2 separate regions of the Mus musculus genome follow, and region 2 is linked to region 1. Evidence: chromatin loops called from intact Hi-C (ENCODE). Cell type or tissue: heart. All regions are shown on one strand.

The links. Peaks named below come from ENCODE experiments on the same cell type or tissue, not always from the same donor. Only the 100,000 strongest peaks of a DNase experiment are listed, where the experiment ranks them.
Region 2: it touches region 1 in a loop (2.3-fold over the local background); 3 of 42 quality-filtered maps call a loop at or near these places.

What each region holds. Positions count from the first base shown.
Region 1 is chr3:9,517,380-9,525,379 of GRCm38, forward strand. The region is part of intron 2 of Zfp704 (zinc finger protein 704); the gene reads right to left. Among named protein-coding and RNA genes, the nearest start is that of Zfp704, 89 kb to the right of the region's middle. In heart, a CTCF peak has its summit at 3,194; a DNase peak (open chromatin) is centred at 3,242; H3K4me3 peaks cover 800 bases; H3K27ac peaks cover 1,804 bases.
Region 2 is chr3:9,569,831-9,577,830 of GRCm38, forward strand. All of the region lies in intron 1 of Zfp704 (zinc finger protein 704), which reads right to left. Among named protein-coding and RNA genes, the nearest start is that of Zfp704, 36 kb to the right of the region's middle. In heart, no CTCF peak of the experiment used is centred here; a DNase peak (open chromatin) is centred at 3,991; H3K27ac peaks cover 636 bases.

The DNA.
Region 1 (8,000 bases):
GAGTAGGCAAAGGGTTAAAAATGACTTTTCCCATATATGTCATTAAAATGAACAGAGATCCAGATGTCATTGGAGAACTACTCAGGCTGATGGAAATCCTTCAACAGCAAGAGCTCTTCCAGACCTTGTCCCAGATCAGAATAACTTGGCGGTGGGAGAGGATGTTTAAAGCTTTCATCACTTGTAGGGGCTGTCTAAGTGGTCAATAGAGCACGCCTATAAACTGCAAAAGCTTATGTGAATCTCACTTTCCATTTTCAGAAGCATCCCAGTTACAGCAAGATGCCAGTGGTATTTCCTGGATTGTCAGAAAGCAGGATATAATAGAGAGATGACCCTTCCCAAAATCACAATGTGTCTGTCCTTAGGACAAGGTCACAGCTGTATAAACGTGACCCCTTGTAGGGCAGAGTGGAAACTCACATACACACCCAGTAGCCCCGTCTGTGCAAGGAAATGTCTAGTGAAAAGAGATCAATGGGCTTTTGGATTCCCTGAACAGACAGATCAACAAGGCACTGGTGTCTTCAACCCCGGCACCAATGTAAGCAGCGGGCCATTTGACTTCGGAGTGCTAACTGGGCTCTGGAAGGTTTTCCTGAGGTCCAGTGCATGCACACCACTTCATCAGCAATATTTGAAACCGCTGTGTAAAATGTACATCTTTGGACGACTGGAAATGGCTAGGGCATGGAGAGTGACTGTCAGAAGCAGCAAGGGAGGAAACAAGCTTGCTTGGCTAGAGAAAGAGCTGGAGAAAGTTCCAGATAAACACTGAGTCCCAAGGGCAACATGTGTTAGTTGGGAAAGACGTGGAACTCTGGAAGGAAGAAAAGAGAGGAGGAAGGAAGGAGGCTGGGGAGTTTGAAAACATCTTTTCCAGCTCCCCAGAATCTTCTGGAAGACAAAGTTAGGAACAGAAGGGAGTATTATTCAGCCCATGTCAAGAGGCATGAAAGTAATACAGACTCTAGATTAAAAACTGGAAGACATAGTTCTTAAAATGCTTTATCAAACAGGAAGGCTTAGACACTCTCTTTCCAAAGCCAGTGTTACACTAACATGAAAACCAGTATGGAAATTAATAGTTCAATTTCCTTGATGCACTCAAATACAAAAGTCCTCAACAAATGTGAGCAAACCAAGGGATTGTAGGGCCAGTACAGGGGTTAAAGGCGTTTACTATCAAACTGAGGGACTGCAGGGCCAGTACAGGGGCTAAAGGCACTCACTAGCAAACTGAGGGACTGTAGGTAGGGCCAGTACAGGGGCTAAAGGCGCTTACTATCAAACATCTAATGGCTTGAACTTGATCCCCAATATGCTCATTCTCCAAGAAACCACTCCCCCAAATTGTCCTGTGAGCTACACGCGTGCACGCACACACACACACACACACACACACACCAATAAAAATATTTACAAACTGAATTTAAAACATTAAAAGGATACAGGATGACTTGTCAATATAAGTATATCCATAGATCCAAAGAACAAATAAAATAAATCACACAATCATTATGGAGAAAGGGCCTTTAATGTATTTCTATTGTTTTCGAAGTATGTCTTGAAGATAGTAGTAGTATACATGAAGACCCCTGACACTGATGCTCAAATATGCTGCTTCATGCAGCATGTGAAAGAAGGTTCTCGAAAAGAAGCTGCATCTCCACGAAACATGCTGCAAAGAGAGTTAACTGGATGAAAATGGCCCCAAAGACTCACAGGGCGTGGTCCTGTTAGGAGGTGTGCTCTCTCTGGAGTAGGTGTGGCCTTGTTAGAGGAAGTATGACACCAGGGTGGGCTTTCTTGCTGCCTGCTGATCCAGGTGTATCTTCGGCTATCTATTTCTCCAACACCATGTGTGCCTTGGCGCCACCGTGCTTACCCCTGTGATGATAATGGGCTAACTCTGAACTGTGAGCCAGACCCAAGTAAATGGTTTCCTTTATAAGAGTTGCTGTGGTCATGGTGTCTCTTCACAGCACTAGAAACCCCAACTAAGACACCAACCAAAAGGCTAACAGTGTCATTACGTAAGGTGGGAGGCCTCCAGCAGAAGTACCTCCACTCTGCTTCAACCTGCCCACCTAATGTCCCCAGCAATGTCTGTGAAAGGTGTCTTGATTTATGGCTTTGTTCTGTTAGTACAAAGGCTTTGTTAAACTGCTTCCGTGTGAGAACAAGTAATTTGAGGTAACCTAAATGTGTCCTCGGGCCACGCTCATTCATATTTGTCTACAGAATAAGCTTTCTCCCTTTGAGGTCAGAACTGTAAGTTTTTGCTCAACCATCACACGTCACTGTTTGTTTCTGGACTGCAATGCAGCTTTGTTCCTAAGTTATAGTCTCTTGTTATGAAGCCTGGAGGTTTAGAACCAACTCCATGCTGAGTTTAACTGCTCCTCAGTAATACATCCAGCACAGATGATTTCATTATGGAATGTGGCCTGGCTACTTTGCAGTATTTTCTGAGGCATAGGAAGCTTTTATCATAAAAATCAAAACAACATTAATCTGCAAACGTGTCACTTTACTTTCACTGCCAAGGAAAAAAGATAAAAAGAAGAAACAAACTGAGATAAGGCAAACCTATACCAAAAACCTCGACCAAAACAACAATCAAAGCAGCTCCCTCCGTCCCTCCCCTCGGGGCAGTCGGGTTTAGGAGCTGAGGTTTCAGAGTCTACTTTACTTAATTGCTAAAGGCAAGAGCACAGCAGGGGGTTTGAACCTCCTTCTTTGTGGCTCCCGGCTCTGCTTCTGGCGAAAGCAATCTTTAAATTCAGTGCTCTCAAACAGGCCCCACAGGCCCCACCGGCCCCTTGCTGTTCAACTTGGAGAAGATTTAAACTGGTAAAGAGCAGGCCGCTGTCTGCAGGACAGGTGAGACGGGCTCAGATTTCACAGCTGGCTGGGAGGCGAGCTAACACAAAGCATCGCAGGGGTGTTTTCACACCTTTATAAACAGTCTGTGTTTAAACACCACCCGTACAGTGCTTCTTTCCCAGTCCCTCAAAGCTGGCCACTGCTGTGTGTTTAATTACACTCCTAAATCTGAAAAAATCAAAACAGCCAGCAAGGTTGATCTGCATTCTTTGGCTGGAGCCGCCGCGTGTGCAAAGCCAACCTGCCCGGGCTCCTGTTTCTACTTTCCTCAGTGCAGCCTGCAGCCCAGCCAAACCTCCTCCTGGAGGGCGGCGAGCACAGAGCACAGAGCACACCAACTGCCGGCGCGAGGAAGCAGTCTTCCCCACCACACACTGTATTGAGAGCCATCTCTTGGCAATGCAAACATGTTTCTGGGCTTAGTGCCACTCAGACAACACACACACACACACACACACACACACACTGACAGAGAAACCGGTTTGGTCTTGTTCCAGGGCTCAGTCCAAACAACCGAAGTTAAATGTAGCTTTCATTGTTGATGCCTTTCTGTGTCAAATATCAATCTTTCCGCAAAAGCAGCAGGGACGGATGTAGCTATGAAGAAGGTTTTCCCTCCCCCACTCTAAAGAGGAAAATATATTTCACTCTCTAAGGGAGCATTTGCTAAAGAAGGAAGCAATGAAACAGAGGCCACAATGTTTTAGAATTTTAAAAAATAACACCAGCTGTGGCGCACGCCTTTAATCCCAGCACTTGGGAGGCAGAGGCAGGCGAATTTCTGAGTTCGAGGCCAGCCTGGTAAGTTCCAGGACAGCCAGGACTACACAGAGAAACCCTGTCTTGAAAAAACAAACAAACAAAAAAATACAATTCATGCTAGGGCTGTCAACTTTCCCAGGCAGAGTAACCCCAGAGAACAGTTAAGCCCCAAACTTGCTACAGAGCTGATGGGAAAAGCTGTGAAGACCCGCAGAGCCTCTGCACCCCTCCCAGGGCAGGCCCTTGCTCTCCAGCATGATGCAGGTCCACCACAAGGAAGAGAAATGGCATACAAAGGCACAGAGGCATGCAGCCTAGAGCAAACTGCTGCAGGTCTCCCTTGCCGGCTCCAAACACTCCAACACCACACTGTATTATCAGAAACAAACAAATCAAATGTCTCCTGACCACTCCCCACCCAACGTCTGCCCAGGTGAGGCTGCCCATGAAGGTGGGACCAAGCAGGGTGGGTAGTTAGTGATCTGGGCACTTCCTCCACACTAAGGCAGAGTCACTTTAACCAGTGTAAGAAATACGCAAAAGGAAAGAACAAATGGATCTACAGCGCTGCTGTCATGCTTTCCATGATAAGATTGTAACAAAAAATTAACTTGACTACTTATTTTTAAAAATCTTCTTAAACTTGAAAATACTAACTAGTATGTATAAATGTGAAGTGACTTCATCTGACATGAAATATGAACTCTGAGAGCTCCAGGGAAGTCTGTACAATACTTCTTTCCTGCATTGGATTTTGTACATTGACCAATACAAAAGCACTTAATAAAAATATCCTTGGTGCTCCAGACTTAAAACTGCTCACAGGTTCCCTCCCTCATGGCTGCTCTGGTGTAACTGTTCCTGGAATCCATGCACAGAGGCCTTCAGTCCTTGGTTGCTCGGGGTGGCACTACTGGGAGGTGCCGCCCACACAGAGCCCATGGATGAGTGCTAGACCGCTTCACAGACTGCCCCAGACAGAATTATGAGATGCTGACCCTATCTATCTATCTATCTATCTATCTATCTATCTATCTATCTATCTATCTATCTTGCCTTTTCCCTTTCTGCTTCCTGGCTGGTGATCTGAGCTGCTCCACCCCACCCTCCACCCACAGCCCAAAGCATGGAGCCAGCTGACCCTGCACTGACCTTTTTTCTTTACAAATTAACTCGGGTTATTGTGTTAGAGCAACAGAAACTGGCACCCAGATCTAAGGTAGGACTGTCAACTGAGCTCTGCTAAAGTCAGTTATGGCCAGACGGTGCGCAGCAGTCCGTGAGGTGTGAGGGGAAACTGCTCGCTCTCTGTTGTTGGTGCTAACTTATCTTCCCTCACTGTCCCGAGCTCTCAGTGGATACAAAGCAAATGGCAGGAGCACACCTCTGTTGTTCAAGCATGCAAACTCAGTATAAGCTGCCGAGATTGAATGTTAATTAAAAATAAAATCAATTAGTAATAATTAGCAAACCATAAGTATTCCATCAGAAGTTTGGGTGAGTCACTGCAGGTCTGAGATTTTCATCTACTCGACTTCCACAGACAATTCTTCTCAGCACCTCTCCTGAAACTCAGGTCACACAGACCACTTCAGACTAACCCAGAACAGAACAGGTCTGAGGAAGGACAGACAAGACTGCCAAGAGACGAGAGACACACAGCTAACTTCTCCAAGCCTGTGGCTCTTGACACCGAGTGTTCACACAGTCCGACTCTGACAGAGGAACGCAGGTGTCCAGCTGCTTCCTGTCCCCCTCAGTGATGCAGTCAGTGTGCAGCTCTGAGAACCATGCCTTCATATAATGGGGTTACTTTCTTTCAAAATGCTGTCCCAGAACATAAAATATCTTAGGCAAAGAAGAAATGCACGCATAACAGTATCCTTAATCAGCAAGGCCATGTAGCAAAACGTAGCTGAATATCTACAGTGCCCTGGGGGCCCCTTGAAGGACACACAACCTGTATCAGAAACGCAAATCTTTCATGTACCAGAAAGAAAGGTTCATTGACAGTGAACATCACACCTAAGAGCATCACATCATGTCTCTCTGCACCGTGGCAGATGAACCCATGAATTTCTCATTAACGGCACTATTACCAGTCATTAGGCACCGGAACATCATGAGGTATTGCAAAGATACAGTCTCCTCTTAGCCGAGCACCAATTTCACCAGGAAGCATTGCTGCTGTCTCCACTTTACAGGCTGGGTAATAGGCTGGCCTCCTTCCCGTGCTTATGCATGTGAAAGAGCTAAGAGTAAAGAAGCCCCACCCTGCCCCAGGTGTGAAGCAAAACTAAGACACCTAGCTCGGACAACTTCCCTGTCTCTAGTAACGTATGCCACCGGACCTGGAAATCAACTCAACCACCCAGAAGAACCTGCCGTATTCATAATGGACCATGGGGCTTAGTTTTGACAAGTGCAAAACAGGTTAATTTTTGCTAAAACATTTCGAGTTTGGCAGTGCTCTACTGCTCTGTCAAAGGTTAAACAGTATTCATCTAGCTGATCAGTGAGGAGTCCGGGACTTCCTTCTCAAGCACTAGTTTCTGAGTCACAAGGCTGCCTACACAACAACACTGCAGTAAGGGTGGGTGTGCGATGAGGAAGACAGGATGGTGTTTTCACAGCCCTCAGGTCTCCATGAGTGGCCAGCTGGCCTTGCTTACGCTGAGGCGCACCAGGCTTTGCAGCCGGTTAGCAGCTATCCTCGCTGGCCAGGCTCTGGCTTACTACAGTGCTCTATTCTAACCGAGTTTTACAGCAGCAACTGCATTGGTATCATGTTGCTTCAAATACTTCTTCTCTGCCCTTTGAAGTATTGCCAGCCTCATGCTCATGAATAAAGGCCTTCCTTCAGTTCGCTGCAGAGAAATTGTCAGCCAGTCACCAAATTATCAGTTATCACAGGCACAGGCAAGCTGAACAGAGCTGTATTCAAAGCGCCTCTGAACCTGCCCGACCACTAAGCATAATTTGTGCCTTTATTCTACCTTCACTTGAGAGATGGAGAGTGGGAAGCCATGTTCCACCAAAGGGCCTTTGTCAAGTGTCACACTCATCAAGCATTTCAGATAGAACTGCAGGTCATTATATATCATGCTTGATACAGTCATTTTGCTGATAACCCAGTCCTTTACAAAGACTGACAGTAGCCTTGTACATCCATTCCACAAATCCAGTTTCAAATATCAAAAAAACAAAACCAAAACAAAACAGAAACAAAAAATAAAAACCCCAAAACATTATAGCTCATTTTAGGAACTTGAGGATGACATCTATTAACTGACAATCACAACATAGCTCGTCTTTTCTCGGTTCTTGTTGTGTGAAAGGTACTGTGTACCGAATACCGTGGGAATGCCATCTCACTTGGATTTCAAATAAAAATCAGCTAGGCAGGTCATCCTCAGACGTCATCTATTCCCCATCACACAAGGCACAGTCTTGATCTGCTTAAAATCAGGCACATCTTATAACCAATCAACTTCCTGCACGTTTATCAGCTAGTTCCTCTCTGTGAGTCAATGGACAACAGTGCCATTGTAATGCAATGGTGCCTTAGCCTTAGTCATGGTTAACACAGGTCCAAGCCCCCAGCAAGTGTGTGACTCTGCATTCCTCTGGCTAGAAGATGGTCTGATACAGTTTAACGAGACAGACAAGCTCTCATCCATCCAGTACTTGGCATCCATTAACAGCGAGTCATCACAACCTGGCATGCTGGGCATCAAAGACGTTAGAACCAGCTCACTAGGGGCCTTGGGTACCCAAGAAACCAGATGCTCAGCTGTGCTGACTTTCTTCAGCTTTTATTGATATACAGTAATTGTATAAAGCAACTGCTATACTTTCTTCCATGTATTTCTTTACTTTGATCATACTTCCTGCCCCAGACCTGTCATTATTCTCTAGTTTCCTTCTTCCCACTGGTCTGTTCTCCTTTAAGCGCAGATTTTCACATGAGGGGAAACGTGATGTTTGTCTATATAAATTTTGCTATATAAATTTTGCTTACTTTACCCAACATAGTCTACACTCCAGACCACATTCGTGCAAAAGTTCCGGTTTTGTTCTTCTGGCCCAATAACACTCCTGTATGTACATAGACTAGTCTGCTTCACTGACCCCTCCACTGATGGACTCCAGGGCTGACTACCTAGGAAGCAAGGAAATTGGTGCGTGCTAACCTGGAGTTCTCAGGTACATACCGAGGAGTGGTTCTCAGCCTTACAGATTTTTGATGTGTTGTGGAATTTCCATATGCCCCCATTCAAGGGCACAACTATGGGGTCATACAGCCTTGCTATGTCTTACCTTTGGAATTGAAGAAAGAAACTTAGCCG
Region 2 (8,000 bases), 52 kb after region 1:
GGCTAGAAGTCACATAAGCAATGGCCCAAGCTTCTGACCTTCAGGCTAAACTCCTCCGCAGTTACCTAGCAACAGTGAACATCATAAAAAGGGCTGTTCAGCCCCACCTCACTCTCTCACTTCTCACTGCTCTTACCTCTTACTCCTCACTCTCGCCCTCTCTCTCCCCTTTGTCTTCTCTCCTCTCCTCTCTCCCTCTTACTCTTTCTCTCTAGTCTTCTCTCTCTCTCTCTCTCTCTCTCTCTCTCTCTCTCTCTCTCTCCCCCCTACCTTCTCTCTTTCCCCCTGCCTTTCTATAATAAAGCTCTAAAACCATAGAGAGTCTCTGCTCATCAAGATCCGCTGCACACTCTGGTCAGTGTTGGGAACCTCTTCCCTCTCCCTCTCTCCTATAACCCCGGGGGCTTTAGCAGATAGGGCTGCCCCTTGGCCACCCCCTGAGTGGGTCAGAGGCTTGAATGCCCACCCAGGGATGAGTGGAAGGTAAATAGCAGCCCTCCCACACCTGACAGACCAGAGAATAGGTAAACCTCTGGTGGGGTGTGGGTTTTCCCTTCCCCCTCCCCCCCCAAGGCCCCTTATTAATTCCAGACTGTCCATGTACTTTTTTCTTTCATTATTAAAAGTAAAGAGCATGGCTGTGCAAGTATCTTTATGTATTTATAAATTTTATAGGAAAATTTTCTGAAGAGAATTGCTGAATCAAACAACCTAGTTTTGGCAGTGGACAAGCAGAGAATATCCTCACACTGTGGGCATCACCATGTATCACACTCTTAATAAAAGGAACACATTTGCTCTCCTCCTAGTCAGACACATGTAGGGTACTGTACGGCCCTCCATGGGCATCAGTCCTACGACTTTAAAGATCAAAACAGTATGTCCAAAGCTCGAAGATGCATGGGCCTAGAGGGCTCATTTATTTCATATATAACAAAGTACACACATATACAAAGAGACACATACAATTTAAGTAATAATATCATAAGTTTTTTTTTACTTTAAAAACAGGAAAATTCAAATAATAAAGTTGGCTTTTTTGCTTATGCGATTCACAAAAATGATAGTAATTCTTTCTGCTCTTTGGATTGTTTCACTTTGGTCTGCGGGTGGCACGTTGGTTTTAGTTTGTGTGGCTTGGTATTTTGAGATAAGGTGTCTAACATTTGGCCCAGGCTGGCCTAGAGCTTGTAATGTCACTCGGGATGACCTTGAACTTCCCATTTCCCTGCCCCCACCTCCCATTTCCCTGCCCCCACCTCCCATTTCCCTGCCCCCACCTCCCATTTCCCTGCCCCCACCTCCCATTTCCCTGCCCCCACCTCCCATTTCCCTGCCCTTACCTCCCATTTCCCTGCCCCCACCTCCCATTTCCCTGCCCCCACCTCCCAAGTGCTAGAACTTCGTGTCTGCACCACCACACCTAGTTTCTGTGCTGCTAGGACTCGAACCCATGGCCTTGAGTGTGGAAGACTGAGCACACTACCACCCAAGCCACATCCCCAGCTCTTCTTTATGCTTTCTAACATGAGAGGTTAAGTAGAATTCTTAAATACCATTGATAGGAGCAAAGTTTAGAAGGTTAACCTGGAATCATGAAGCAAAATCTGTGTATAATAAATACAGCAAGTCTACATTTAAGTAAACAAATAAAAACACACAAAAATGTTAACCACAGAAATGCTTATAATCTTTTTAAAAGTTATGTAAATAGTTATCAATAGATTATCAGTCAAACATGACAAGTAAATGCAGGGAGAAAAACAATATACCGACCATGAAAAGGATTACAGGTGATTTTATGTATGCTTAGAGGAGAGGAGTGTGTATAGGCAGCGATGGAAATCATTTTGAAAGGACTCTTTAAATGTTAACAATGTGCTCATTGGTAACATGCTTGTACAGGCCAAGTTTTCTATCTTGTTTACAGTTTTCAGTATCAACACACAATGTGGTATTTTAAAACTTGTACTAACCTACAATGAAAAAAACACATTTTTATATTTACTAAGACTCTAACATTTACACAATATCTTTTTTCTACTAGTTTTCCATGATTAATGTATATGTACTTCTTAAAGGAACAATAAATTACTTCAAATAATGAGCCCACTGGCAGTGTGAGGCCCACTGGCCATTAGCATCCCTTAGTTATCTGGTCCTCCGGCCCCTCCTTCCTGAGTTCCTCCATACACATCACACATATTACCCAGGGTAATTTCTTGCAAGGGAACAAAGCTTCAGTTCTATGAAAATACTGCCAATTACCAATTACCAACTGACAAATAAAACTCAGGCTCTTTACTCCAATGAGCAGCTTCTGTTGTTCTAAAGAAAATAATCAGCACATGTATAATAGAATGCATTTGGAGAAATCGCAACTTTTTAAACAAAACTTCACAGCATCTGTTTAAGTGTTAGATGCCTATAATAATGTCCTCAGGTTGGCACATCAGTCTTCCTTAATTTAAAAAAAAAAAAAAAAACACCTGGATTCTGGAGCAATGATACCCACACGAGTCACCAAGGAGGACGCTGCCAACATTGCCCACGTCCTTGACCCACCCATTCTGAGACACGTTCCCCCGAAATTTATAGAACTGAGAAGGCAAGAAGTGTGTGTCAACACTGCCTTGAAGTGATATTACTCACCCACCCAGTCAGATGGGAGGCGCTGGCTCGAGAGCAAGTGATTTCCAGGAATAATTTGAAGAAAGCTAGTTGCCTTCTGAGGCTTTCTGAATAATAAAATGTATTACAGGAATTCTGATACATGGCATGCAGGATAGGCCACAAGGAAAACACGGCTGAGACCAGGCAATGAAGGCACCTGAGTGGGTCCCCTAGCAAGCCTTTAGGTCCTCATCTTGCTCCAGAACGCCACAAGGACTCTTTCAAACTTCTTACAGAGAGCTCTGCCTATCTCCAATTACAGGTTATACATTTGGATTTATTTCTAAAACTTTCTTTCCTAACACACGCAGTTTATATGTTTGGTATCTAAAGATGATATATCACACACTGTGTGGCAGCCGTTATCAGCCTAAAGATTGAAAAATGTGTCACAAAAGGCTTCCACTAACAATAGGAACAGTGGAGTCTGTTGTTTTAAAAATATTACTGCCTGGCCAGGGAGATGGCTCAGCAGTTAAGAGCACTTAACTGCTCCTGCAGTAGACCCAGGCTTGGAGCCCCATGCCAGCATAGAAGTTAACAACTGTCTTTAACTCCACTTCCTCCTTCTGTTCTTCACAGGCTCCAGACATTCATCATACAACATTCAAGCAAAAACACTCATACACACGAGGGGGGGGGGGGGGAGCGGAGAGGGAGGGGGAGGAAAACACATAAGACTCTAAGACTTATCAGTCTTTTTTTTTAAGATTTATTTATTATATGTAAGTACACTGTAGCTGACTTCAGATGCACCAGAAGAGGAGGGCAGGGTGTCAGATCTCTCATTATCGGTGGTTGTGAGCCACCATGTGGTTGCTGGGATTTGAACTCAGGACCTTCAGAAATGCAGTCAGTGCTTTTAACCGCTAAGCCATCTTCCCAGCTCAAGTTATCAGTCTTGAAAGAATGGATAAAAGCTACTTCTAAAAATAGTTAACAGTCCTCTATTCTCTTACTTTAAATTCTTTTAATTTTATGCTGCATACACAGAAAAATAAGTCAGATTGCAAATCTACCCAGTTCTAATGAATATCTGCAGAAAAACCACTTTAAAACCAACTGCTTCCAAACTAGCTCTTACTTCAAGTAATTGTTTGGCCCTCTGAATTCTGTTGTGTGCTGCACATGGAGACAGCATAACTGACTTATGACAACCAGTCTGGTTTGGTCCAGCGTCCACAGGGTTAGAAATCAAATTGAGGGGTGGGGCCGGAAGCCTGGTCTGGTCTGGAGTCATATACTCCACTCTCTCCTTAATTAGTGTTGCAAGTTCCCAGTTTCCTATCACGTGGGCTCACTTTACTATCCCGACAGTTTACTACCCAGCAAAGCATGACTTGGCTTGCTCTCTCAGAGATTAGTCAGCAACATACTTAGGACGGGAAGCTATCACACCGCTTTCTAGTGCAGAATTCTTGGCTAAGTTTCAGGCCTTCTATTAACATTATGTAAGTGAAAACACACAACTTGGTTTTTTGGGTTTTTTTTTTTTTAAGTTCCTTTTAGAAAAGCCTTGAAGGAAGAAAGGAAGAAAGGAAGAAAGGAAGAAAGGAAGAAAGGAAGAAAGAAAGAAAGAAAGAAAGAAAGAATGAATTAATTCAGTAAAGTCCATTCAAGCTCAGCCACCTTGATCTGTTTCACTTTCCCAGGCAACTGTAAGGACAAAGGAGAAATTGGTCTTAGAGGCCAACCCTGTTTGACTCTAGAATGCACAAATTTGACTTTGCCACATTAAACAGATGTTCTGCTTGCCTTAACGTGCTGTTTAAATGGACCAGCCACAGGCACTCGTGTGGTAGCCTTATGCACTTGGCCTTCAGAACAGGTCTAGAATGTAGTTACCTCCCATCACTGCCGCAGTCAGCACTCAGTCCTGCAGCCAGTGTCCTGCCTGGTTACACATGCTGTCCCCTGTCACCGTTCTCCTTGCTCAGAGCACTCGCTGCTACCACCTCCCTCCCTCCACGCCTATCCCAGTTTCAGTCCTGTGAAACTAACTTATCCAACCTTCCATCTCCCCACCCCCACCGCTGCTGTAGTTAGGAGCTATACGGTCACACAAAGGCCCATACCTAAAAGGCGCTGCGGAGATGGGGTGTCATGAAAGGCCTTCACTGGAGGCAAGCCTCTGATGGTCAAACTGGTCCCTGGGTCTGTTTCCTGCTGCCTCTTGCCCATTCCTGCCTGATATGAAAAGGCTCCTCTGCCATACATGCCACAGTGTTTCAAACAAGAGGATGGACTGATGATATCACCACAGCTGGAAGCAAATCTCCTCCCTCAGCCCGGAAAGCTCGCAGCCTGGAGGCTATGGCAGGAAAACTCGAGTTCTAGGCAAAGCTGGATAACACAGCAAGAGAGCTGTTTTAAAGAAAGGAGCCTGACTCTCTTGAGGCGCTCTGTTACAGTAATGGTAAGTTGGCCAACAGACTGTGCCATCGCCACCAGCCTGACCACAAAGCCACAGAACTGCGTGGACTTGGAACTTACGGCAGGCTGCTTCCTGGTCCTCTGTCCTTACATCTCCCCAGGGGATATCAGCCCTGATGCCTGTTTAAAATTGCAATCCTCCGTTCTCAGTTACATACCCAATTCCGCTCTGTCCTGTGGACTATCGTGGTTTCACAGGTAGCAGCCTGGGGTCTGAGCTGCTGCTGTCAGAACACTAGCTCTGTGCGGAGGACAGTAGGTATACTTAGCTTTAGGGGCGGATGCTATCCTAGAACTAGAAGAATGTCTGAAGCAGGGCCATCGTTGCTACGGGATAAGCACACAGGGTTCCGGGTGACTGCAGTGTCACACAGAAGCCCACCTATAAAAGGCCACAACAGGCAGATTCCGAGTTCATGCAGCTGACAAGTGTAAGGTCCCAGAACTCTTCCATCTCAAAGCAACATCCGAGGCTGCCTAGTGTGAAAGAGTGCGCTCTGTGCATCACATGAGAGTCAGATGGCCACCATCTTCTGTAGCTTCATTTTATGGAGGGCTCATCTTTGGGGCTGCAGCCCTTTTTTAAAATAAGAGCTATATAAAGTACAGGTTTTTGGTTGTTAAACTACAGTATTCTCAACCTTCTTTCCACAAGTCCCAGCAGGTTAGTCCAGAACAAACCTTTAGGGAATTATTAAGGCAGAATTTCAGAACGAGTCACAGTTAAGATAATAAAAACTTCAAAGCCCTGGAGGTAATGATCCCACCGTCCAGTGTGCGATGCTCAGATGCACAAGGACCAGCTGGGTCACAGGTCTGATCCCCGCCTCTTCTGCCCACCTGTCTGGGGTTAACAGTAAATCGGACCCATCCATTCCCCAAATGTGTTCCAACATTTGCAATCAATAAAGTTAATGATAATGAAAGCCACCTGTATGTTTATATTTGTAAGATAGGGCTACTTTATGCCCTACCTGAAGGTTTAGATTTTGTGTAGATGTCTTTCTGAAGAAAGAGAGGCCACTGTTTTACTGAGGGGCAGCTAGTCTACAAAGAACTGTCCACAGACTATATAGAGCTTTGCTGGCAGACAGGCCATTTCTAAGGAGCTGGGACCCAGTCATTTCTTCTCTCAGAGCCTGCAGAACTATCTGTGGACCACAAGCTTACACAGCCCCTGGGAGAATCACTGTCTCCCCAGGGTACTTTCTACTCACTGGCTGCCAGTCTCTGAACTCCTCTGTGGGGTCAGTTCAATCCTGGCCATGAATACAGACAGAGAGAAAATGTGTGAGAACTGAGGGAGGAGCCAGTTTCAAAAGCCAAAAGCACTTGCAGCTGAGCATAGAACAAGACTCACCTTTAGACATGAGCTTTTCCTAACCAAAACGCACATTTCAGAGCAGCGGTTAGACTACACGCTGACAAATATACTACTTCTTTTGTTTTGTTTGGGTTTTATTTTTATTTTTTGCTTTTTTGGGGGGTGGGGGGCACCACATGAGTCAAGGTTTCTCTGTGTAGTTGTGGCTGTCCTTGAACTAGCTCTGTAGACCAGGCTGGCCTCAAACTCAGAGAGATCCCCTTGTCTCTGGCTCCCAAGTGCTGGGATTAAATGCACCACCTCACCTGGGACAAATCTACTTCTGATTCATATAAATAAAAGGTCAAACCAAGCCCTCACCTGGGGCCTCAGGCTTGCTAAGAACACAGTAAAGTTTTTCTGGTTACAAACAGCTCCAAGGGAAAGGAGAGATCCAGACTCCAATCTTAATTACATACAAATGGAAGACAGACCAAAACTCCCCAGCAAAACAGAGTGTCAGGAAAAGGAGGCGGCAGGAGGGGCTTTGAAGGACGAAGGCGTCCTAGCTTGCTTTCTGCTGGTGAGGAACACCAGGACCAAAGCAAGGAAGGGAAGAAAGGGTTTGCTCGGCTCACACATTTAGGTCATCATCCATCATGGAGGGAAACCAAGGCAGGAGCCCAGGACAGGAACTGAAAGACGCCACACAATGGAGAAACACTTTTTACTGGATCGCCCAGGTACCTCTCTTACACAGCCCAGCCTGCCTGCTTAAGGAAGGCACTGCCCACAATAGAACACACCCTCCTGTATTAATTAGCAACTAAGAAAATTCCTGACAGAGATGGCCACAGGTCAATATGACCTTGGCAATAATTTAACTGAGGTTTCCTCTTCCCAGGTGACTCCAGGTGACCTGACAGCTGTGTCGATTTGGAGGAGGTTGCCTAATTGGTAATAAGATGGGCCTGGTGGCACAGGTCCGTAAATCCCAGGCTTAGAAAGGAAAACTGGATGTTCAAGACCTTCCTGAGTAACTTCAGAAGACCATTTCTCAAAATAAGTTTTTTGTTTGTCTGCTTGTTTTATTTTTAAAGAGGCCCGAGTATCTAGATGTCACATCTCTGACCTTAGCACTCAAAATGTAGAGGCTGCCTGATCCCAGCCAGTTTGGTCCCATCCGGTCTACAGAGTATTCCATACCTGTCAGCCTACACAGTGAGCCCCTATCCCAATCAATCAATCAATCAATCAAAATTAAGAGAACAGGCCACCCTGTTCAGTAGTAATTTCCCTAGTACCCATGTACTCTGGCTTCGATCTCCATTCCCACACAGAACTAGAAATAGACTCAGATACATCCATAAGTCTCAGCCCGTCACATACCAGTTTAAAACCTGTTTAAACCAGTTTAAAACCACATTAGAAGCAAAATTAAGTAAAAGAGAATGTGGGTTTCTAAAGTTTCCTCTTTCAATACACACTTCATTTTAAATAAAACTTATCATCTCTTTGGGCAGTAAACAGCAAATGAAATTTAAAACAAATTGAAAATTAATGAATTCACATTTCAGCTTAGAGTGTGCTT